Linked DNA regions of Homo sapiens: region 1 is linked to region 2. The links are chromatin loops, found by intact Hi-C in ENCODE. Cell type or tissue: mammary epithelial cell. All regions are shown on one strand. Links, peaks and the distances in the headings refer to the core of each region. The heading gives the core; the rest is flanking DNA.

Region 1 (4,388 bases), core at 157-4,156, 140 kb before region 2:
GAGAAGCTGGGACTACCCAGGGTCCTTGTGGAAGAGAGTGAAGCCAACCCAGGAGAAGGTGCTGAGAGCAAGGCCCCGATCTGCACCTGAAGCTAGGCCACCTCTGGATTGTTCGTTTACATGGGCCAATGACTTCCCTTTGTTGCTTAAACCTGGTAGAGTTAGAGTTCTGACACTCCCAACGCAGCCAGTGAGATGCGGCCCCTGGTGTTGAGTCCAGCCTGCCTACCTCTTTCATCAGCCTGGAACTTTCCCCCTTTAAGCCCCATCTAACCCTATCATACTTCTGGGGCCATGACCCTCCCCCTCTCCCTTTTACAATGAGAATTTCAGGTATAGCACCTCCAAAACAGCCAGGATGGGGCCACGAAAAGTTCATTAAATGGGCTCACAGTGAGGTCCCAGTCAGGCAGCTCAAGTTGGTTTGACAGGACATGAGGAACATGCAGAGGTGACCCAGGTCCCCAGGTGTCTCCTGCCTAGAAGGGGTGGCTCAGACTTCTGACCACATGTGCCTCAGAGCCCTTGCAGGCACCATCATGATCTCTCGTTCCCACATGCCCAGCTGACCTCCTCAGGCACGCGTTACCTCCAAGCCTTCCTGTTTTTCCCTTTCCAGGCTGCGGATCCTCAGCAGGTTTTTCTCCTGTGCCGACAGCTTCCTTGGGTCTGGATAGACAGACAACTCATCACTGGCTGTTCCCGCAGACTGGCTCCGGGCCTGGCCCAATTGCTTCTCAAGCTCTTGAACCTGAGGATGGTAAAACTCGTCGTTCCACAATGGGTCTTCTGCCAGCCTCTTCTACTCAGAAGTGTGATAGGAGACCCCACAGACTGAAGATGGAACCACCTCTCTAGATGGCTGTGGTAGCCCCATCTGAGGAGGACTAGGGGTGGGGGACAATCTGAGCTGGCATCTTGAGCAACACATTGGAAGACACCAGGAAAGTTCAGCTTAGAAAAATGGTGAATGAGAAAAATCACCCTATCTCTGAGGGGCTGTTTGAGGCTGGAAAGCAGACCTATGGCCCCAGGAACCAGGGATGGATAGGATGGCAGGTCTCAGTTCAAGAAAGAATATTTATTTATTTATTTATTTATTTATTTATTTATTTATTTATTTATTTTAGAGACAGGGTCTTGCTCTGTTGCCCCGACTGGAGTGCAGTGGTGCAATCATGGCTCACTGTAACCTCTGCCTCCCGGGCTCAAGCAATCCTCCCAGCTCAGCCTCCTAAGCAGCTGGGACCACAGGCACAGGCAACTGTGCCTGGATAATTTTATATATATATATACACACACACATATATATATACACATATACACACACACACATAAATATATAAATATAAATATATATATATATAAAATTTGGTAGAGACGGGGTTTCACCATGTTGCCCAGGCTGGTCTTGAACTTGAACTCCTGGGCTCGAGAGATCTGCCCACCTCAGCCTCCCAAAGTGCTGGGCAAGGAGGAACTTTCTAACAGACAGACCACCTAAGACTGGGTGGGCTTCTCGGAAGATGGCAGTCACTTACAGGAGATACTGAAGAGGGGAAGGCAGGGTTTGGAAACAGACTGCCTCAAAGCCTCACAGATTGTGTGACTGCGCACAGGTAACTCTCTGAATCTCAGTTCCCTCATCTGTAAGATGGGCCTAAGAGTAACACTGCCCTGCGTAACACTGTTATGAGGATTCAGTATTGTGAAGTTGTCTGAGCCTGGGAATCCTCTGAGGTTCTTCTTGGACTGAAATCTTGGTGCTTACTCCAGATCAACAAACTACAGTTCTAGCGGAAGGGACATGGAATCTGCATTTTAAATGCTACAGGTTATTTTTAGGATTAGGTAACTTTGCAAAATCCCAAGATGGTCTAGGTGAAGCTGTCAACACAGCCTGGCACATGTGGGCCTTCAGCAAGTGGCAGGTAGATGTCATCCCACAGAACAATGCCCTTATCACCCTTATAACGCTAGGGTAGAAGCAGACAACTCCTAGGGTCCTTCTGACCCTGGTTTCCCTATCAACACAACCAAATGACAAAACAATGTTGGTAAACTTGAGCCAGGAAAGGAAGCACAATTCGCTAGGCTCCCTGGCAAAGGGCAGGAGCACAGCTTTGAAGGCACCCACCAGTGCCCTCGTGTGGCGCTGTGAGGCAATTCCATTTAATCATTAAAGAATACTGTTACCTTTAAGAATTTGACATACAGGGCCGGGCGTGGTGGCTCATGCCTGTAATCCCAGCACTTTGGCAAGCCGAGGTGGGCGGATCACGAGGTCAGGAGATCGAGACCATCCTGGCTAACACAGTGAAACCTCGTCTCTACTAAAAATACAAAAAATTAGCCGGGCGTGGTGGCGGGCAAATGTAGTCTCAGCTACTCAGGAGGCTGAGGCAGGAGAATGGCGTGAACCCGGGAGGCGGAGCTTGCAGTGAGCCGAGATCGCACCACTGCACTCCAGCCTGGGTGATAGAGCGAGACTCCGTCTCAAAAAAAAAAAAAAAAAAAAAAAAAGAATTTGACATGTAACTTAATGACAATAAGAAGTAAGTTGTTTTGTGCTTATTATGGTCAGGCACTGTCCTAGGTGCTTTACAAATGTTATTTTATGTTACCCCATTTCACAGGTGTGAAGATGAAGACATAGGAAGATGAAGGGGTTTGCCCAAGGTCAGAGTTGGCAGACCGGTGGCCAAACGTAAACTCAGGTCTCTTGAACCCCAAGGCCATGCACTATCATCTATTAGCTTCTTGGAGTTTTTCCCCCTTTATATTGGCTTCAAGGATCCCATGGGAGACACTGAAGATAAAAGCCACTGTGACCCTCGAAGTCCCTGGGAACAAGGGTGATATGCTTGGCAAATGGTGGAAGTCATACACCTTCTCACATGTTTCTCAGTTTGAAGGGACAAAGGGAAAAGAACCACACCTAACTTTTATACAGTGCTTCCTCCATGCCAGGCCCTGTGCTGAGCATTTTACAAGTATTGACTCAATTCTCCCAACAATCCTGTGGGGTAGGCATCGTTATTATCCCCATTATACAGATGAGGAAACTGAGGCACAGAGCTAAAGGAACTTGCTTAAGGTCACACAGCTGGTGAGTGGAGAGCTGGGATTTGAATCTGAGCAGTGTGGCTCCAGAGCCCCTGCTGTTAGCTGCTTTTGGTATGCTCCAAAATATTCAGACAATAAAGAGGGAGACAAGGCTAAATTTTTATTGGGTAATTAAACTTTCAAAAGACTACAAGCATCTGGACAAAACTGGAAAAAGCTTACAATTACAACAGTCACGCAAATCTACATAAACTAAGAAAAAAAAAAGATGCCTGGAGTAAAATAAATCAAACCAAAGGCGTTGGCATTTGTTAAGCTCCAGTGCCTGGCATGTGCTAAGTGTTATATAAGAGCTTGTTCATTAAATAACAAATTAAAATCAGGCTGGTTGGCGAGAAGGTAAAACAACAACCCCGCACGAGTGCACTGTGAGACCTAAAGGCCTTTTTTGGGTACTGTGTGCTTAGGTCTCTAAGGGGGTCAGGGCAGCTCTTTCTGGGGTGTTTTAAATCCTTTGTTCAGGCCAGGAGAAGTCTGATGACTCACTCACCTTGCTCTGCAAAACAAGAATTTGTTGAGCCCGACCCCTCCAGGTCCCTGGCGAAGATAGGAGCTGCTGAACGTTGATGTCTTCCCCAACCTCTCTGGCCAAAACCTGAAATAAGGCAGGGCCTTCAATGTGGCCAAAAGAGAGGGCTCCACCAGACCCTGATGCTGCTACGTATTTAGAAGCATATTCAGAAGCAGTCTTCACCTACACGATCTTCTTCCCATCTCAGAGCATAGCCCTCAAAGGTCAGTTTTCCATGTCCCAAGGGCAGCTCTCCCTGGGAAAGTAGTAAACCCATCATCCCTGGCATTTCTTGGCAATGCTTAGAGCAGCCAAGAAACTGCCAGCAATGCCCAGATAGGGCCCCTTGCTCTTGACATATTCTGGGATGACTGAACCACAAAGCTGACCAACTCCTGCTTCCTTAACCCACTCACCTGTCACCTAGTGCTGAGCTAATTCTGGCTATAGGAAGTACATCACCACAGGACCCTAGCCTTTGTGAAAACCCACGGACAAGTGGACCTCTGAGTGCAGCAAAAGGTGGGCTACTGAATGTCAGTTGGGGTGCTGTGGTCCAAGAAGGACCCAGCTTTGCGGTTGTTGAAGTGCAGCACTCAGGCCCAACCTCAAGGCTTTGAGGCAGAAACAATACGCTCCAGCTTGTGACCTGGGCCCCTCTGAAGCCTGTCACAGAAACCCGATCCAGCGTACCAAGTCTCTGGCACTTGTTTCCACAATAGAACACTGTTTTGGAAATCTTGGCCAGTCT
Region 2 (4,388 bases), core at 189-4,188:
TAGGTTTAAGGAAAGAAGCCATCTCTATAACATAGAAGTGCAACGTGAAGCAGCAAGTGTTGATGAAGAAGTTGCAGCAAGTTATCTAAAAGATGTAGCTAAGATAATTGATGAAGATGGCTACACTAAGCAACAGATTTTTAATGTAGATGAAACGGCCTTATATTGGAAGAAGAGACCATCTAAGGACTTTCCTAGAGCAAAGTCAATGCCCTGCTTCAAAGCCTCTAAGGGTAGGATGACTCTCTTTTTAGGAGCTAAGGTAGCTGGTGACTTTCAGTTGAAGCCAAAGCTCACGACCATTCTGAAAATCCTAGGGCCCTTCAGAATTATGCTAAATCTACTCTGCCTGTACTCTATAAGTAGCAAGGCTAGGTGTGGTGGCTCGCGCCTGCAATCCCAGCAATTTTGAAGGCTAAGGCAAGTGGATTGCTTGAGCCCAGAGCTTGGAGCCCAGCCTGGGTAACATGGTGAAACCCTGTCTCTACAAAAATTAGCCAGGTATGGTGGTGCATGCCTGTGGTCCCAGCTACTTGGGAGGCTGAGGTGGGAGGATCACCTGAGCCTGGGAGGTTGAGGCTGCAGTGAGCCAAGATCATGTCACTGTACTTCAGCCTGGACGACAGAGTGAGACCCTGTCTCAAAACAAACAAAACAAAGCCTGGATGGCAGCTCATCTGTTTGCAGCATGGTTTACTTAGGCCCACTGCTGAGACTTACTGCTCACAAAAAAGATTCTTTTCAATGTATTACTACTCATTAACAATGCACCTGAGATCTCTGAGGAAGATGTTCGAAGAGATGAATGTTGTTTTCATGCCTGCTAACACAACATCCATTCTGCAACCCATGGATCAAGGAGTAATTTCAACTTTTCAGTCTTAGTATTCAGAAATACATTTCGTAAGGCTATAGCTGCTGTAGATGGCGATTCCTCTAATGGATCTGGGCAAAGTAAATTGAAAACCTTATGGAAAGAACTCACCATTTTAGAGCCACTAAGAACAATTGTGATTCATGGGAGGAGGTTAACATATCAACATGAACAAGAGTTTGAAAGAAGTTGATTCCAACCCTCATGAATGACTTTGAGGGGTTCAAGGCTTCAGTGGAGGAAGTCGCTGCAGATGGGTGGAAATAGAGAATTAGAATTAGAAGTAGTGCCAGAGGATGTGACTGAATTGCTGCAATCGCCTGATTGAACTTGAATGGATGAGGAGTAACTTCTTACGGATGAGCTAAGAAAGTGGTTTCTTGAGATGGAAACTAATCCTGGCGAGGATGCTGGGAACACTGTTGAAATGACAATAAAGAATTTAGAATATTACATAAAGTTAGTAAAGCAGCAGTAGAGTTTGAGAGCATTGACTCCAATTTTGAAAAAAAGTTCTATTGTGGGTAAAATGCTATCAAACAGCATTCCATGCTACAGAGAAATCTTTCCTAAAAGGAAGAGTCAACTGGTGCGGCAACCTTGATTGTTGTCTTATTTTAAGAAATTGTCACAGCCACCCCAGCCCTCAGCAACCACCACCCTGATCAGTCCAGGGTGAAGACAGGAATCACTGAAGGCTCAGATGATCATTAGCATTTTTTAGCAATAAAGTTTTTTTTAAAAATTAAGGTATATATATGTATTTTAGATATAATGCTTTTGCACACTTAATGGTGTATAGTCTAAACATAATTTTTATATTCCCCGGAAACAAAATTCGTGCGACTCATTTTACTATGGAGGTTTGAAACCCAACCCGCAATATCTTCGCGGTATGGCTGTAATTGTGACAAATGCTGCAAAGAAGAGCAGAGCATGAAGGGAGGTGGCAGTCAGGAAGGCCACACTGATTGGGCCACACTGATTCAGCGGAGGCCTGGAGGACCACAAGACCCAGTCAATGTGTGTTGTGTGTGGTGGAGGTGCTAGCGGCCGAAGAGGGGTGCTGGTCAGGGGATGCAGCAGGGTGGTCCCAAGGTACCGAGAGCATATCCACCCTGGGGCCAATGAGCCCAGGGCACTCGGAGAAGGGGGAAGAATCTCCACAGGGTGCAGAACCGGCAGGCTCTGTGCGGGTTAGGACTTTGACACATCGGTGGCACTGAACCCCTCTCACGCCAGCCGGCCCAGCCACGCTTGTGTCCGGGGCCAGCCCACGGGGGCCACGCAGGGCTGCCGGATGGACAGGCAGGGAATACGGGCTCTTCCTCGGGAGGAGACTGGCTTGCCCCTGGGAAGTCAGCCCACGGGACTGCCCTCCTCTCCCTCCCGAGGGGCTGGGGACCAGCAACTCAAGCCAACACCGGGAGCGGGCGGCACGTCCCCTCCTCGCCCCTTCGGTCCGGGAACTGTCAGGGGCCGGGGCGGGGTTACGATGGTGGGCTAGGGGGCCAGGTAGGACCAAAGACACACGGAGGCGGCCTCCGGGACAGCCAGAGGGCCCGCGGGCGCTCGGGAAAGGGGCGGGTGCACTTCCGGCCCCCGAAGCCTCAGCGAGGGAGTCTCCGGGAGGCGCGGCGGGGAGTAGGCAGTGTGTTGCTGACCTCTGGCGGTCGCTCTGCGGCACTTCGCACCTTCTTTGTGCTCAGGAGCGGTGAGTGTCAGTTCGGCGGCTGAGCCCCCAGTAAGGGCGTGGTTCCGGGCCAACGGGAGGACGTGCTGATGGCGCTGCTTTCTTCCTTCCCCACCGCAGCTGTTTCCGACTCGCGCGCTGAACCCACCACTACCCCTCGGCCCACGCCCCTGGCAGTTTTCACGGCATAAGCCCGGCAAGAGCATCATTTTGGTTGTCCTGGGGGGTTTTGGGGGTTAGCTCCTTTATTGCTAACCTCATTTGCACATTCCATGGTGGGCAGGACAGTGGATTGAGTTTTTTACACTGGGCCCTAGTAGTTCCATGTTCCTGTCTGATGTCATGACTTCTCATTCTATATATGGCCCAGAATTTTGAGCAACTGGGCACTGACCTGAGGATTCTATTTATCTGCTGTGGTTCCTTTACTGGGGTTCTCCGCTGTGGGTTCTCTAGTCCGGATGCACTAGCTCTTCCCTGAGTCTTGTTTGCCCCTTTTTCTAATTCTGGATGATATTGACTGCTCCCCCAGTATGTGCCACCTCTTGCTCACTGCCTCGCCCCCAGCAGTAAGTAGTACCATTGAAATGGAAATACAGGGGAGAAATTATTTCACCCTGCCTTTAGAGCAGGTAATAATCGTTTCACTTAGGGCTTATGTATGGCTCCTTTTTGTTTCTTTCTAGCTTTCCAGGTTCCTTCTGTTTTTCCTGGAGGGGAAGGAACCCCCTCCATGGCAGCCTGGGTTCTTGACAGCCTGACTCAAGGGTCACTATGCTTACTGCTAGCCTGAATCACATATACCAGGTTGTCGTAGAACCAGTGTAGGACATAAAAGGCAAACCTGGGTTCTTGTCCCAACTTTTCCACCAATTTATGGCATGACCCAGAACATTTTGTTTTACCCTTCTGGACCTTTATTCTGATGTGTCAAAATAAGAGGTACTGAATTTGACGTACTCGCCAGCAGTGAGATGCTATTATAAAGGTATTGGGTTGTACATTCACTAATTTGCCAAGAGATAACGAGGGCATATAGTGTGAGAGGGTGGAGGGATAGGGTGGGAATTGGAATGATTGGCATTGAGCTTCTAGCCAGGGGATGGCTCTATGCTGATCATTTCCATCGCCACCAACACCATCACCATTCTTATTTTGAGAACTTACCTTGAGCTAATATTACACGAAATTCACGTATTTTGCCATCTAACCCTTATATCAACCCGGTTCAGAGATTCCGTAGAAGAACTCACAGGACTCAGAATACAGTTGTAATCATGACTAAGATTGATTACAACTGGATTGCTGGTCCCTAGCCCCTTGGGAGGGTGGGGAGGGCAGCCACGTGGGCTGAATTCCCACGGGCAAGCCAGCCTCTGCCTGAGGAAGAGCCAGAATTCTCTGCCTGTCCATCTGATGGGATACATAACCAGATCATAAGGGAAAAAGACATAGGTGGAGTCTGGAGGAATCTATGTGCAGGATTCCGAGTTCTTTCTCCCTGCCAGGAGAGATCACACAAAGCTTACTCCTCCTAGCAATGGAAACGCAGCAACATATGTGCCATGTTTCTAACTAGGGAAGCTCAAAAATTAGTCAGTGCCCAAGGTTTTTATCGGGGGACTGGTCATGTAGGCACCTTCTGCCTAGCACATACCAAAATTCCAGACTCCTAGAAGGAAAGCAGATATTCATTATAAATCATGTTTGTACAAATAGTCAAGGCATAACGAACTACTCTTATTGGTTAAGTGTTGACTGGACGCACTTTGAAAGTGAAGTTCCCAGACACTAGCCAGGGGCCTACCTTGCAAGCAGGCC

Evidence for each region. Hi-C counts contacts between places; a loop is a spot of excess contacts. Peaks named below come from ENCODE experiments on the same cell type or tissue, not always from the same donor. Only the 100,000 strongest peaks of a DNase experiment are listed, where the experiment ranks them.
Region 1: it touches region 2 in a loop (8-fold over the local background); 3 of 110 quality-filtered maps call a loop at or near these places.

Annotation. Positions count from the first base shown.
Region 1 is chr3:42,742,307-42,746,694 of GRCh38, forward strand. It overlaps CCDC13 (coiled-coil domain containing 13), which reads right to left. Exons shown (of 16, transcript NM_144719.4): 7 at 3,617-3,721; 8 at 590-751. CCDC13-AS1 (CCDC13 antisense RNA 1) reads left to right here. Exons shown (of 4, transcript NR_046732.1): 3 at 620-760; 4 at 2,637-2,852. Among named protein-coding and RNA genes, the nearest start is that of CCDC13-AS1, 12 kb to the left of the region's middle. RefSeq lists an enhancer at 4,372-4,388. In mammary epithelial cell, for the core only: a CTCF peak has its summit at 2,131 (motif pointing left); a DNase peak (open chromatin) is centred at 2,145.
Region 2 is chr3:42,878,618-42,883,005 of GRCh38, forward strand. No RefSeq gene overlaps it. Among named protein-coding and RNA genes, the nearest start is that of CYP8B1, 4.9 kb to the left of the region's middle. RefSeq lists an enhancer at 2,360-2,654 and a silencer at 2,693-2,742. In mammary epithelial cell, for the core only: a CTCF peak has its summit at 2,540 (motif pointing left); a DNase peak (open chromatin) is centred at 2,534; H3K4me3 peaks cover 951 bases.